2 separate regions of the Homo sapiens genome follow, and region 2 is linked to region 1. A link is an interaction called in ENCODE POLR2A ChIA-PET data of the cell type or tissue named here. Cell type or tissue: K562. All regions are shown on one strand.

The links. Peaks named below come from ENCODE experiments on the same cell type or tissue, not always from the same donor. Only the 100,000 strongest peaks of a DNase experiment are listed, where the experiment ranks them.
Region 2: POLR2A ChIA-PET joins it to region 1 with 13 read pairs; 16 of 35 experiments call an interaction of 5 or more read pairs at or near these places.

Annotation. Positions count from the first base shown.
Region 1 is chr10:72,315,970-72,323,969 of GRCh38, reverse strand. No RefSeq gene overlaps it. Among named protein-coding and RNA genes, the nearest start is that of DNAJB12, 35 kb to the left of the region's middle. RefSeq lists enhancers at 1,091-1,140, 1,103-2,302, 2,736-3,155, 2,905-3,199, 4,836-4,885 and silencers at 1,145-1,439, 3,926-4,485. In K562, a CTCF peak has its summit at 6,686; DNase peaks (open chromatin) are centred at 3,089 and 6,839; H3K4me3 peaks cover 1,274 bases.
Region 2 is chr10:72,122,185-72,130,184 of GRCh38, reverse strand. ASCC1 (activating signal cointegrator 1 complex subunit 1) reads left to right here. Exons shown (of 10, transcript NM_001198800.3): 9 at 2,018-2,103. Among named protein-coding and RNA genes, the nearest start is that of SPOCK2, 38 kb to the right of the region's middle. In K562, a CTCF peak has its summit at 3,803 (motif pointing left); a DNase peak (open chromatin) is centred at 3,784.

The DNA.
Region 1 (8,000 bases):
AGCTGCTGCCTGGGACACAGACCATCCCCCCGCCCCAACCCTGGGCTGTGGACCGTGGATGAGGAGGACAAAGGTGGGCCGGGGGTGCAGGCTGTCCCCAGCAAGGTCTGGGCCTCAGCCACGGCTCCCCTGACCTAACCCCCTAGGGCAGGCCTCAGGGCCAGGAGCTGGGTTGTCCCTGAAGGCAGCCCCAGACCCTGATCTAGGAGGGCAGCGGAGTCCTCTGTCCACTTCTCTGAGCAGCCGAGAGTTCTCCAGGTTGTCACCCTGGCGAGGCCTCTCCAAGTAACCAACAAGCCCTGCCAGCCTGCCAGTTAGCCATCGCCACACTGTCTCCCATTCCTCCTTGCAAGTACCCGACAGTCTGCAGACCTGGGGCCAAGCTTACCTGAGGCACATCCTGGGCTCCTGTCATTATTTCCTGCTGTTCCTGGTTGCCTCCCCCTGCCCTGCCCTATGTGGGTAGGTGCCCTTCCTCTCCCAGCCCCAGCCTCTGCTAACCTGTCCACCCAACCCCATGTTGACAGGCCCCTATCCTCCCTGGCCAAAGTGGCTCACAGGTCTTCCAGCCTGCCCCGGGGCTCTGGGTTCTCACACAGCCCAGCCCAGCCTCTTTCCAGTTGAGATGGACAAGGTGATGCCCTGACCTGAGAGAGCAAGCTGGCCAGGGGCTGGGTCCTGCGGCCCTGACTAGGTGAGACTCCGTCAGGAAACCAAAACAAGCTCCCCACACCTGCCCTCTCGCTAGGATATACCTTGCAATGCAGCACCAGGGTGGCCAACCGTCCTGACTTGCCTAGGACTCTCCTGGTGAGCACTGAGAGTCCCGAGTCCCCAGAAACCCCTCAGATCTGGGCATTCTGGGACAGCTGGCCACTCCACTGGGACACACATCCCAAGGGTCATCACACCTTTCCTGTCCCCACTGAACCAGGTATTTTTTCTTTCCATAACACTGGTCACTCACAAAGACAGGGTGGGGCCACAGGCAGTCCCCTTCGCCTGTCTGGCTCCCTCAGACTGGGCTGAGGCCGGCCACAGGCCCACAGTGCAGTCCGAGGCCTGATGAGGTCTGCTGAGTTGAGCAGAGGCTCCACAGTCCATCAGAGACCCAGGCCTGTTAGGTCCTGTGAGATGGAGAATGGAGGAGCCCAAGAAAGGCCCTGGGCTCCATCCCAGCCCTGTGTTGTCCCCAGGTTGGGGCAGGCCTGAGGTGATCCCAGGAAGGCAACCCCAGCGTAGGAACCAGGCCTGCCCGGGGCCCACTGAGGCTGCCTCTACCTGTCTGGGCTTGAGGTGAGTCACTTCCTCCCTCAGCTGGTATGTGATGGGGAGGGGAGGGTTGGGGAGGGGACAGCATCTAAAAATAGCAGGGCCTAGACTGGTGGAAGATGCCCGAAGAGCTTCCCCTTGGACCAGGGAGGACCTGGCTTCCCATGGAACCGCCATCAGCCACAGCCCCCACCAGGCCCTGCGTTAGGCCAGGGAGGGAGATGGCCAAGACCTCCCCCACCCTTGCTTCTCAGGCTCAGAGCCCCCTTGAAGGCTGAGTCTCAGGAGCAGCGCCGGATGGGGTAGGAGCTTGGAGAGAGAAGGCCTCCAGCAGACAGTACTCGTTCATTCCCCTCCCTGTGCACGCACACAGATGCACGCACACAGAGACACAGGCACGTACCCTCGCCCAGCCCGGCTTCATGAGTCATCTCCCTCATGCCAGGACTCATCTCCCTGGTCAGCAGGGTGGACTGAGGACCCACTGTGTGCTTGAGCCACACCCTGGAAGACAAGGAAGCCATGCTCATGACCGTCCCTGGCCTCGGGGACTCCACATCATAAGAGGCCACTCAGGAAAGAGGAGAACACCCAGGGCAAAAGCAAGAGGCAGGCAGGGGGTGTGTGGTGGATGAGCTGGAGTCCGGAAGACCTGGTTTCAAATCCTGGCACTCACCCTTTCTAGCCATGTGACCAGACAAGCTATTTGACTTCTCCTGCCTCCGCTTCCATCTATATAATGGATGCCACGTATGGCCCTCGTCATATGTCAAATACAATCATGCATATAAAGTCCCCAAGCAAACAGAGCTCTTGCCATCAAAGCTTATGGTATCAGGCTAGAAACCTTGGGGGCGGGGGCACTTTGAATATGTCAGTAGACCTTTCTATCCCAAGGACTTACTGTGACATTCCACCTGGCCCCACCTGTGATAGGGAAAGGGGGAGGGGAGGGGAGGGAGAGGAGCTGCCGCTCACAACAGTGCTGGCCTCTACTGTGAACACTTGATATCGTTCTCATTTTCCCCCAGCCTCACAACAGCTTTACAAAGTAGGCATCGCTATCCCCATTTCACAAGTGGAAAAATGGAGACCCAAAAACATTCAATCACCTGCCCAAGGTCATGCAGCTGGCCTGGGGCAGACGCCAGACTGGGGCCCAGATCTGAGTGTGATCTCCTTGTGCACTGTGGGATGAGGCGGGGTCTGTCATGCCTGGGGTCGGCTGAGGGTGCAGGGGTCTCTGACTCTTTTGGGAGGAGCCCCTAGAACCCCCTGCCTGAGGTGACTATGGAATATGCTGAGCCTTTGGCCAGGGCTGCCTTCCTCCTGTCTGGTCCCACCTCCCCCACCCGGACCCCCCCGGCCAGCCCTCAGACCCCTCCCAGAAACACGGAAGGGCTCCACTCCCTCTGGGAGTTACCACCTTCACTTCCAACTTCAGCTAGGTGAGGGAGGTACTGCAACCCCTGAGTGACAGAAAAGGCAGCCGGATCAGAGGGGTCAGGAACCTGCTGTCATGCTCGCAGAGCTGGGGAAGCAGAGCCTGGACAGAGCCCCAGCTGCTCAGACTCCTAAGCTGCCAGTCTGGATCCCACACCCCGGCTGTCGGGTAGGGTTGGGGACTTCTCTGCTCCCCCTGCTCCTCACGCTTCCCGGAGCCATCCCTGTTTGTACCGGCTGGGGTTACATGCAAAGTGCAAGCCTTGCATCAGCCAGATGGGCCCCGCTCTAGTAAGAGCTGCTTTCTGCCTCTCTGCGCCTTCCCCACCGTTATCTGACTCATCCCCTGACAGTCCCAGGAGACTAGAGAGAAGCCAGGCCTCTTATCCCTATTGCACAGATGGAGGGACTGAGAGAGGAAGTGACCTACTCCAGTGACTCAGGGCAGCAACCCAGGCTGAGGAGGCCACAGGTGTAGCTGGTGTGGCCTGGGGAAAGTTCCCGGGTGCCACACAGCCAGATAAGCAGTTTTTAATGCCTCACAGCAGGCACAAATATCAACCGATGTGTGTCAAATGAACGAAGGAATATTGCAGGCCCTGGGTGAAAGATGAGGGGTGATATTGAGGAAAAAATAAATATGATACAGGGAAGGAAAAAAGAAGCCGGAAACCCAGACATGCCCCAGTTGCAGCCTGTGAGCCCAGCTGGCTTTGTAGCTCCCAGTTCCCTTCTCTTTAAGAATCTTCATGGCTATCACTTACTGGGTGAGTGCTAGTGACTCTGATATAACACTTTGTAGCCTTTTTTTTTTTTTTTTGAGACCAGGTCTCACACTGTCGCACAGGCTGGAGTGCAGTGGCGTGATCTTGGCTCACTGCAGCCTTGACTTCCTGGGCTCAAGGGATCCTCCCACCTTGGCCTCCCAAAGTGCTGGTATTACAGGAGTGAGCCACCACACCCGCCCCTATAGCCTCTATCTTATTTCATCCTGACAACAACCCAGTGATGCTATCATCCTCCCCATTTAACAGATGAGTTATCTGAGGCTCAGAGAGGTTACACAGTTCTTGCTCCAGCCGGCACGGGACCACATTCCAGGGGCTGACTTGCAACTGCTCTCCAAACCCGGCAGGGCAGATGTGCCCCTGCGCGTGCGATACCCACGTGGGGCTGCCCAGGTGTGTCTGCGGGTTGGCACCAGCTCCTGGTATCTGTCAGAGCAGTGAGGGGGTGGTGCGACAGGAGCGGAACCGAACGCCAGTGGCCGGGATGGATAATGAGCCAGGGCGCCTGGGCTGCAAGGGGGCTTGGGCACGCGGGCCTACCCGTGTGCGCAGGCCCTGGGCGCCCCCCGCACCGGGCGCCCTCCCCGAAACCCAGCCACGACTGCGGAACTGGGGGCGGGGCCAATGCTGGAGGCAGGGCCCGCCGGCGCCGGGCTCCCACCCCCCAGCGCCCGCTGACAACCCGCGGCGCGTTGCCAGCGATTGCCCCATCAGGCCGCATCCGCTTTCGCAGCCCTGCACGTTGTGCACACAGCGCGCCGGCCTGGGCGGGGCTGCTTGTCCCCGGCCCCCTGCCCCCCACCCGCGGCCCTCGCCCGGCTGCCTTCTGCCCCGGCTGAGACCCGGGCCAGACTGAGTCCCTAGCGGCCCATTACCCCGCCGGGCTCGTCCCAGACACCTTTGATGGCTGCCCTTTGCCCCGTCTGGTCTGAGCGGACAAACGAGGGAAATTGAGTAAGCCAGCTCAGCAAGACAGGAAACTCCTGGCCGCTTTGTTACTCATGATTTTCAGCAACTTGGGGAGTGGGGGGCAGGGGAGGGGAGTCCTAGGGGAATTTCTGTAGTTCAAGAAGTTTGGGGGCTCCAGGACTGGGAGTGCCCTCGGGGAGGTCTACCTCCCGGGGCAGGTCTATTTCCCAGGCCAGGTACCGTAGTTGGCACTAGTAAGTAAGTGCTCCACAAATTCGTGTTAACATGCATTTTCAAGAATGCAATTTATTTAATTTTCAAGTCTTCAGTCCCAGCTACTCCGTAGGCTGAGGCGGGAGGACCCCTTTAGCCCAGGAGGTCAAGGCTGCAGTGAGCTACGATCTTGCCACTGCATTCCAGCCTGGGTGACATAGCTAGACTGGTCTCAAAAAAAAAAAAAAAAAAAGGCATTTTCTCACCTACCTGCTTTGAGTGCCTGCCAGAAAGAATCTCCAGGTGAAAGGGGACAGGTTTAGGGCTGGAGCTGAAGGCTGGCATTTGGGGTTTGAGGTTCTGCGTTTGGCATTGGTTTGCTGTTTCACTTGGGCAAATCTCTTGGCCTCTCTGGGCTGCGTTTCTGTAGGGAATCAGTAATAAGGCAACCTGTCTGGCTCTAAGGCTCAGAGGCACGGGGCAGGCTTTGAATTTCCAGCAAGCAGGAGAAAGAGCCTTTGATTTGAAGCAGAGATTTCCTCTTGAACATTAATATTCTGGGCTTTTCCAGGCTGGAGCTTTAGAACCGCTGTTACTAAACTAAGTGACATGAGTAGCCCCCCGTTGCTTACAGAATTTCTTGGCTTGGCATTTGGGGTTTTCTCACGTTGATTCTACCCTGCCTGTATGGCTTAACCCCCAACTACACCCCTACACTGTAATTAGGAAGAGCCTCAGACTTCCCCACACACCCCACACAATGTTCAGACTTCTGTGCCCTCACTCATGCTGTTCCTTCTGCCCGGAATGCTTTTCCCTACACTCTTCAAATGATTGGCTCTTTCTCATATTGATCCCCACATAAATGTTACTTGAGTAGAGATCCTGTTATTAACTCTCAGAGCTTCCTGTTTTCTCTCTTTAGCTCTTACTGCAGTTCAGAATTCGAAGTTGCTTTCTCCACCGGGCTGAAAGGTCGATGAGGGAGAGATCATGTCTGTTTTCCTCATCTCCACATACCCAGCACTTACCAAGGTGCCTGGCATACACTAAGAGATCAATAAATATATATGGAAAGGGGCCGGGCGCAGTGGCTTATGCCTGTAATCCCAGCACTTTGGGAGGTCGAGGCAGGCAGATCACCTGAGGTCAGGAGTTGGAGACTAGCCTGGCCAACGTGGTGAAACCCTGTCTCTACTAAAAATACAAAAATTAGCCGGTTGTGGTGACACGTGCCTGTAATCCCAGCTACTTGGGAGACTGAGGCAGGAGAATAGCTTGAATCCGGGAGGCGGAGGTTGCAGTGAGCCGAGATCATGCCATTGCACTCCAGCCTGGATGACGAGCAAAACTCCATCTCAAAAAATAATAATAATAAAGGCCAGGCACGGTGGCTCACACCTGTAATCCCAGCACTTTGGGAGGCCAAAGAGGGTGGATCACAAGGTCAGGAGATTGAGAGCATTCTGGCCAACATGATGAAACCCCGTCTCTACTAAAAATACAAAAATTAGCCAGGTGTGGTGGCGCATGCCTGTAATCCCAGCTACTCAGGAGGCTGAGGCAGGAGAATCTCTTGAACTCAGGAGGCGGAGGTTGCAGTGAGCCGAGATCACATCATTGCACTCCAGCCCAGGCAACAGAGTGAGACTCCATCTCAAAAAATAATAATAATAATAATTAAATAAATAAATAAATATGGAAAGGAGGAAAGAATGAATGATTGATTAGCAAAACATGAAAACATTTTCTAAAAAGATGGGTGGGCATGCATGTATGTAAATAAAGACATAGTTATGTCTGTAAACATAAGAAAAAGTCAAGACAGTATACAACAACCTAATTCCCCGCAAGGAGTAAGATGCAGATTTCTGATGGTTTATTGTATATTCAAGTCTTGCTTAAAGGTCATCTATTCTGTAGGTCTCTGGTCCTGCCTGTGTGCTGTGCTATATCTGAGCATGCTGCCAGGCACCCTGAAGCCAGGCCTGATGCTCCCTCCTGATCCAGTCCTAATGATCCTGCCTGAGGCCAGGCAGAGGGACAGATGGCAGCAGCCCCTCGTGTGCCTGAGTTTGTCCACTGGTGCAGGTGAAAGCAGAGATGGTAAGGACAATGACAGTGCAGGACTGACACCAGGCCACCCATCCCCACCCAGCAGGTGCCATCGCCGCACGTGGCCTTGGGCTATCAGCAGAGCTTCAATGTGACAGGAAGCCTGGCCTCCTGCAAGGCTGGGCCCAGCTGGCTCACTTCCAGGTTCAAGACAGAGCCTCGGCTGTGGGAGGCACAACAGGCAGCTTTTCACTGCTCTCGGGGTGCCTAGGTGAGGGGCAACCTTTTTTTCTTTTTTTTGAGATGGAGTCTCATTCTGTCACCCAGGCTAGAGTGCCATGGCGCAATCTCGGCTCACTGCAGCCTCCACCTTCCAGGTTCAAGCGATTCTCCCACCTCGGCCTCCCAAGTAGCTGGGATTACAGGCAAGCACCACCATGCCCAGCTAATTTTTGTATTTTTAATAGAGATGGGGTTTCACCAGGTTAGCCAGATTGGTCTTGAACTCCTGACCTCAGGTGATCCGCCTGCCTTGGCGTCCCAAAGTGCTGGGATTATAGGGGTGAGCCACTGCGCCTGGTCCTCCAGGAACAACCTTGTGTGAACAAAAATCCTCTTGCCCATTCTGTGTCCCACAGCAGCTCCCGTGAGACCTGGAACAACACGGTTCAGACCAACTGGGCCAGAGGAGAGGAAGGAAGAGTGGCAGAGGGCTCAGGGTCAGATGTCTGAGCTTCTGTTCCCATGGGTGCCTCTCATTATGCTTGTCAGGAAGCAGAAGAGAGTGCAACCTTTGACCTCATCTGAACTAACCCATCTCACCCTGGTTTCTCTTCCCTGACTGTCTCCGAACCTGTTACCCCACTTGGAAAATCAGGGGGTAGTGCAGGGGTGAACCCTCCATTCTGGAATCACCCAGCCTCCAGTGGTTTCAGGTCCACACCCACCAGTTGTGTGACACTGGACAACTGGCTTTGCTCCTGCTCTGCCTCAGTTTCCCCAAAAAATTAGTTAATGCATGGAAAGTGTTTAGAAGAGATCCTCATAGACAGTAAGTGTGTCTGTTCCCTGTAGTGTCAGCTACTAACTGTATGGCTAGGAAAATAACAGTAACTCCCTCATCAGCTGTGCTGAGGATTCCATCAGATCATGTATGTAAAGTGGTTGGCATAAGCACACTTAGTGTTCAGTGTTTACTTGTCTTACTAAAGATCACAAAATGGGGCTACAGATCTTGGTCCCTGAAATGCTGGGGCATGAGCACGGTAGCTGCTGGGGGCTTCCTGGGAAAGGAACACAGGCCTTCCATGTCCCTGGGAG
Region 2 (8,000 bases), 190 kb after region 1:
GCACCACTTGCCTACTTTATGTCTCTATAGAGCTGCCTGTTCTGGACATTTCATATAAACAGAATCATGCTGTATGTGATCTTTTGTGGCTGGCTGCTTTCACTTAGCATAATATTTTCAAGGCTCATCCATGTTATAACACATCAGTACTTTATTCCTTTTTTTGTTTTGTTTTCTGTGTGTTTTTTTTTTTTTTTTTTTTTTTTTTGAGACAAGGTCTCTGTTGCCCAGGCTGGAGTGTAGTAGAGTGATCTTGGCTCTCTGCAACCTCCACCTCCCGCACTCAAATGATTCTCCCACTTCAGCCTCCTGAGTAGTTGGGAATACAGGCACATGCCACTACACCCAGCTAATTTTTAAACTTTTTTTTTTTTTCCTAAGATGAAGTTTTGCTCTTGTTGCCTAGGCTGGAGTACAGTGGTGCAATCTTGGCTCACTGCAACCTCCGCCTCCCAGGTTCAGGTGATTCTCTTGCCTCAGCCTCCTGAGTAGCTGGGATTACAGGTGTGCGCCACCATGCCTGGCTAATTTTTGCATTTTTAGTAGAGACGGGGTTTCACCATGTTGGTCAGGCTAGTTAGTCTCCAACTCCTGACCTAAGGTGATCCACCTGTCCCGGCCTCCCAAAGTGCTGGGGTTACAGGCATGAGCCACCATGTCTGGCTTAAACTTTTTTTTATAGTGACAAGGTCTCACTATATTGCCCAGGTTGGTTTCAGACTCCTGGGATCAAGTGGTCCTTCTGCTTCAGCCTCCCAAAGTGTTGGGATTACAGACGTGAGCCACCATGCCTGGTGCTTCATTTCTTTATGGCTGAATAATATTCCATTGTATGGATATGCCACATTTTATGTATCCTTTCATCAATTGGTGGACATTTGTGTTGTTTCCACTTTTTGATATTTATTTGGTATCAATTTATTTGTTGTTCTTTTGCAACTTCACACATTCTCTTTCTCTTAATTTTAAGTTGTGAAATATGCACGGGGTTGGGATCTTTGATTAAGAGCATCCTTCTCATTAGAGACATAGTTCCATAGTTACCCATGTGCAACTCCAGTGGGCTAGCTGAAATGTATTATGTATTATGTTCATGGAGTTTTTAAAACTCTAGATGTATTTCATCAATTCTGGCCTAGTACCCTCCTTACTTATAAAAGTAAAATAACGTACTTAAATGTGGAAATAAGTATTTTTGAAGGTCTGTCAGTGGGTAGGAAATGATTAATATTTCAGAAAATATTCTGAGTTAATTCTTGAGGATGCTTTGAATTTTTTGTACTCTGGACTCTCCTGTATTGAATTTTTACTTGAGAAGGACATGAAATGATGTTACATTTTTTTTCTTTCCTGTTTCCCTCTCTTTTGATATTCTTTTCCTTGCCAACCTTTAAGGATGTCTTTTGAGATATGCAACCCAAATTAACTTAAGAAGCTAGAGCACAGCTTGGTTTAGGCTAAGGTCATAGATTTGCTGCATTCCTGTGTAGAATATCTGTAAGGATACCTTTGATTGCAACTGAAGGGCTCTTTTTCCTCTGGGGGAAGCCCTTAAATCAACCCAGAGCATGAGTTTTGACTAGCTAATGTGTGAACTCTTATGTATTTTTACATATTTAAAATTATATGCCACTTTTCTTGGATCTATAGAACATAAGGAACCTTTGAAGATCACTTAGTCCTGCCTCTCACTTTGTCAATGAGGAACTAAGGTCCACAATGGAGACATAATTTGCCTAATAATGTAGCTAGTTGCATAGTTAGGAATATATAGTGAGTGCCTGGAGAATGTCGAATGAATAGATGAATGAATAAATGTATACTGAATGAATTGTTGACAGAACTGAGACTAGAAGCCAGGTCTCTTGATTCATAGCCTGACATTTTTCCTCTTCATTATGCCACTTTCCAGGTAGTTCATGAAAATTTTGCTAGTCGTACCTATGTACCTATAGAAATCCAAGAGAAAACAACCAATCAATCTAAGCTTCTAACATTATCTTTGGAATATTTACAGCTGAAGGCAGGTACAATCTCTACACAGCGGAAGGCAAATATATCTTCAAGGAAAGAGAATCATTTGATGGCCGAAATATTTTAAAGGTCAGTATGAAGCAGAGTGAATTGGAAATCCTTTGGCACATGTCCTAAATAAGGCAGGAAAACAAGTAGTTCTCCGTATATTTCTTCATACTTCTTCATACTTTTTCTCATACTTTTTTTTTTTAATTATCTAAAGGGAAAGAGAGGAAAAGTAGCTGGTCCTCTTAAGGCTTTGGCACTTCTAGAGTATTTGAAATTGGTGGTTTGTTTGTTTATTTGTTTATCTGAGACAGTGTCTCGCTCTGTTGCTCACGCTGGAGTGCAGTGGTGCAAACACTGCTCACTGGAGCCTTGACCTCCTGGGCTCAAGTGGTCCTGCCACCTCTGTCTCCCAAAGTGCTGGAATAACAGGTGTGAGCCTCTGCACCCTGCCTGAAATTGGTGATATAAGAAACACTTAGGAAAAAAAAAAAAAAAGAAACCCTTAGGTATTCCAACCACTTGGATTCATAGAAATAAGTTGATTTCAACCTAAGTTTTACTCTGTACTTATGAGGTTTGAGCTTGCATTTTTTTTAAGTGGAAAATAATTATTTGTCTTGTTTTAGTAGATTTTTCTCTTTACCCACAAAGTCAATCTCTGCAGTGGCTTTATAAGCCATTTTTACTCAGGAACAGCCTATGTCCTAAAAAGTAGATGGTCCATTTTTGACCATTGAAGCTTTGCCTTTCTGAGTGTTGAATTAATCTATGAAATGTAAGTAAAGGGGTTCTTCAGGATTACATTTGTCTTTCTCTAACAGACTACCCTTCTGTAATATTCATGATTTATGCCTTCTCCATCAGGTTAGCATGCCATTGTTCCTCTGGACAAAGAGAAACATAAGTTGATACTAATGGAGAGGTTTTCATTTCTTCTTTTCACTTGCTCTGTAAGGGTTTAGGTCATTTTCAAGGCTATGGGTGTTTTGCTGAGGTGGAGGAGGGAGTATATGATAACGTCAGAATAGGCTTTAGCTTTAGAAATGCTTTTACTTTTTCTTCCCTATTCCACCCTCCATTCCCTTATGTTGTCTCTTTACAGTTTTTTTGCCAAATGCCTAATGTGACCCCATTGCTTTAATTAATGACATCACTCTTCAGCAGCTGTGACTGCTTACCATGGAGCCCAATAGGGCAGTGTCAGCCATCGTCTCAGGCATTCCCGCACCTGCATTGCAGAGCTATGCTGAGTCCTTCCTTTCCTTGATATGTTTTCTCTTTTTGAGTAGTTTTCTTGTTTTTGAGGTAGCTTTGGGTTTGAGTGGCAGGCTGCTAATGAATTCAGTTGTAGTTAACTTTACTGTTTTTTCCAGGCTACAGCTTCGGTGTGATATGAATCTTTCTCCTCCTTTATCTCCCTTCTTTGGGGATTTTCCAGTATCACAATGAATTACTTTGCTTTTTGTTGTTGTTAATTTGGTTAAGAAAGAAAATAGACTGAATGGGGAAAGAAATCTTTAGGAATGGCTCAAAGCCAACTGGGTTTTCATGGAATTAAAACTGAAGCCTTGTGTGTTGGTACAAGTCAGGTGTGAGGTGCTTTGACATCTGTAAGAGTGGGGTGATGGCAGAGAGCCTGTTGGGTGGCCGTATGAGCAGTGTGGAGCTCTTACCTTGCTATAGAATTTCTCTCATTCTGGAAAGTAAGTTTTCAATTTAACTGCTTTTCCCTGAAATCTTCTGAACCACCCCAGTGATGATATGAATGTAGCTCCCTCTGGTGTTGACAAGGACTTGCTATATCAGTAATACCCTTATTAATTCAAGCCCAATCACTTTTAGAGCTGGACCTAGCTAGGTTCTTGGAGACCATTTAGTCCAATTCCCCACTTTAATCTCTGACATGAAATCTACTAAGGTAAAGTGACTTGCCAGAGGTACCGCTAGTTAGTAGCAGAATCTGAATCAGAAAAGAAAGACTCAAAACTCACAAATTGAGCATTATTTTCTGCTGCCTCCCGTAAAGATGCCCAGTGTTTAGGTAGAGACCATTAGATATTTGAAGTTGGGCATATCTGCCTGATCTGGGATAATGGCCAATTAAAGCTTGTTTCATTAATGGTGGGGCAGTGAGTGTGCCAATTAGTCTAAAACCGTAGCTAGTTAATAATTAGATTTTTGTATCGAATATAATATCAACACTAACAGAAATACTTATTGACTATATACCATCTGCCAGACTATGTGCCTTAAAGATGAAACAGTCATTATGATACAATCCCTGCCTTCTAGGAGCTTCCAGTCCGTGAGGGGTACAGATAGTTAATAGACAATTAGAATATAAAAACCATGGGGTGAGTTATGGACAAGTGCCTTTGACCACAGATAGTTATGATGACGTATCCTTTAGTATAGTATTTAATATTTTACTCCTTAATCACTAGTTCCAGAAAAATAATCTTTCACCTATGTTCAATCAAGAGAATTAGCTTCTTTTTTAAAATAAAAGTAAATGTGGGCTCCAACAGTTACCTCCCACCCCCAACACAGAGGCAGTTAAATATGCTTGTGAAGTAGCCATAGTCCACCCACCTTTTGGCATTACCATGAATGGACACGTCTTTCTCAATTAAAACATGAGAATCCATGGCTCCTGAAGCCCTTAAAATAAAAACAGGATTTAGAAAACCAGTGAACTTCATATATATAGTTTTTGTATGATATGAAATTATTATGCTTAGAAAGAAAAAAAATCAATTTCACTAACAAGATAGGAACTGACTTGGAGTAAACAGAAAGGTTAACTGTATTGGTTGTTAAGGAGCCCAGGCATACGTGTGCAGCATATTAACAGCTGCATAGGCCAAGGATCAGGAATGCTGGTGATGGGAGGCAGCCTTAGAAAAAAAAAATCAACTTCATCTACTATTCAAAGAGAAACAAAACAAGAAAGAAAGTCATTGCTCATTGCTGTAAGAATTTAATGAGTAACAGCCAATTGCTATTCTACTCCATGAAGAAAATTGGTTCTTTTGGCTTGGTATAATATGTGTTCTGGGAGCCTTAGTAAGAAAAAAGAAATCTTTAATGACTGTTGCAGATGGAAGCCACATTTTTCTTTTGTACAGCTTTTTTGAGAGTTGTTGCAGCTGTAATATACTAGTGTCTGGTTATTCCTAGTTAAAAATAAGAAAGTCTTGCCCTAAGAAAGACTTTGAATTAAGAACTGACAACTAGAATCATTCTCCTGTGTTATTCAAACCTGAAAAAGAACAAACATATTTGGTTATGGTGGTTTTTTATGGAAAAGTGCCAGATAGCTCCAAAAGGAGGATGCATGAGTGAAGAAGACCTAGGCCAAATTAATGGGATGGTGTCCCCTCAGAGAGTATCCATTTCTAATCTAAGAGATAGCAAAAAAAAAAAAAAAAAAAAAGATGTTGTTTGTTTAGCCATAGGCAGTGATAAATTTATAATTGGAGAAATCATGCTGACCTAAAGACACACTGCCTGGAAGTAAATGCTCCCTCACTAGCTAGAAGTAAAATGGTCATTAATTGCCAGCTTCTGGGGAGAGAGGTAATGACAGTCTGTTTGGGGTCTTAAGCAATAGAATCAGTATTCCAAGATTGTGCTCTCAGCAGATTGAACCAGGGGTACAATGTTAACTGTTCAAAAGCATAGCTTCTGACTGCAGAGTGAAGAGGAGGCATTAGAGCCCTAGGTTGTACTCATCAGAGAAGGTGATATGGTACAAATAAAGGCACAGTGATATATTTGGGAAAGAATGGAAAGTACTATAGGTCTAAAGTCAGAGGATAGTGTAAAAGTGCCATTTCTTTAGACACTTAGAAATCCTGGAAAATATAAGCCATGTAAAAGGGAGATGAATTTGTACCTTTTCTATTTTATATATAAGAATCTTTTAATTTAGAGAAAGAAGAGACTGGCAGTACTAAACTAACTGTATTAATTTTAAATACTTTCCCCTGAAAATATGTTTTAAATCTCTAGCCACATTGAGACTTTTCTTGAAAGATGTGAATGAGCCACCCAAGTATTTCATTCAGTTTTGGTTTTGTCCCATCTCTGTTCTTCAGAGCCTTTAAAAGGGCAATTATAATGAATAAATTTCAATGAGATCTTTATTTAGTTTGCTTTACTTAGAGACATTTTTATGAAGGAAGCTTTTAAAAATACTGTTTATTCTTTTTTGCTGAAATATATATGTGTATATTTATATATGTACATGAGACGTACATTTAATGTTTAACAAATAGTCATAAAATGAACAATGTGACTACTACCAAGGTCAAAGAGTGGAGCCTGCCTCCCATGCTCCTCCCGGGAGACTCTTTAGTCAGTCTGTCCTAAGGGAACGAAAGCACAATTAACTTCTTAAACACTCTCAGGGGAGAGACTTGTTTTGAATGAATATTTTGTTTTGAAGTATTAGAAGAGTGTTGAAAAGATAAATTCAATTTTTTTTTTCTAGAGGACAGAGAAGGGGGGTGAGATTTAGAACTATGCGGTCACTTTTTAAAAAATTTAATAAACTTTATTTTTTAGAGCAGTTTCAGGTTCACAGCAAAATTGAGCAGAAAGTACAGTGTTCCCAAATGCCCCCATCCCTGCACACGCACAGCCTCCCCCACTATTGGCATCTGATACCACATTGGTACATCTTTAAAATCGATAGGCCACATTGACACATCATCACCCATGGTCCGCCGTTTACATTAGGATTCACTCCTGATTTTCTCTATTGAGTTCCTCTTTTCAGTTATTTTCATTTCTGCTCTCATTTTTTTTTTTTTTTTTGAGACGGAGTCTTGCTCTGCCGCCCAGGCTGGAGTGCAGTGGCACGATCCCGGCTCACTGCAAGCTCCACCTCCCGGGTTCATGCCATTCTCCTGCCTCAGCCTCCCCAGCAGCTGGGACTACAGGCACACGCCACCATGCCTGGCTAATTTTTTTTGTATTTTTAGTAGAGTCGGGGTTTCACCATGTTGGCCAGGATGGTCTCGATCTCCTGACCTTGTGATCTGCCTGCCTCGGCCTCCCAAAGTGCTGGGATTACAGGCATTAGCCACCGCGCCCAGCCTCTGCTCTGATTTTTTAAATTATTTCTTTCATTCTGCTTAATTTGGATTTAATTTGTTCTTACTTTTCTAGTTGCCTAAGGAAGAAGCTTAGATTATTGATTTTATATCATTTTTCTTTTCTAACATGCACTAAATACTATAAATTTCCCTCTGAGCACTGCTTTTGATGTATCCTACAAATTTTGATAAGTTGTATCTTCATTTTCATTTACCTTAAAATATTTTAAATCTCTCTTGAAGTTTCTTTTTTAAAAGTTAATTTTTAATTTCTTTAGGTATAGGGCCTCATCGCTCTGTCACCCAGGCTGGAGTGCAGTGGCACAATCATAGCTCATCGCAGCCTCGAACTCATGGACTCAAGTAATCCTTTCACCTCAGCCTCCCAAGTAGCTGAGACTACAGGCATGCACTGTCATGCCTGGCTAATTTTTATTTTAAATTGTTTTGTAAAGATGGGGTTTCACTTTGTTATCCAGGCTGTTCTCTAACTCCTGGGCTCAAGCACTCAGCCTCACAAAATGTTGGGATTATAGGAGTGAGCTACCACACCCAGCTAAGGGTGTGGTAGCTAAGGTCTTTTTGTTGGTTAGAAGTGTGTGTTGGTTAGAAGTGTGTGGGTTTTTTTTTTTTTTTTTGAGACTGCGTCTGGTTCTGTTGCCCAGGCTGGAGTGCAGTGGCACGATTTTGGCTCACTGCAACCTCCGCCCCTGCAGGTTCAAGCAATTCTCATGCCTCAGCCTCCCACGTAGCTGGGACTACAAGCATGTGCCACCACACCCAGCTACTTTTTGTATTTTCAGTAGAGATGGGGTTTCACCATGTTGGCCAGGATGGTCTTGAACTCCTGATGTTGTGATCCGCCCACCTTGG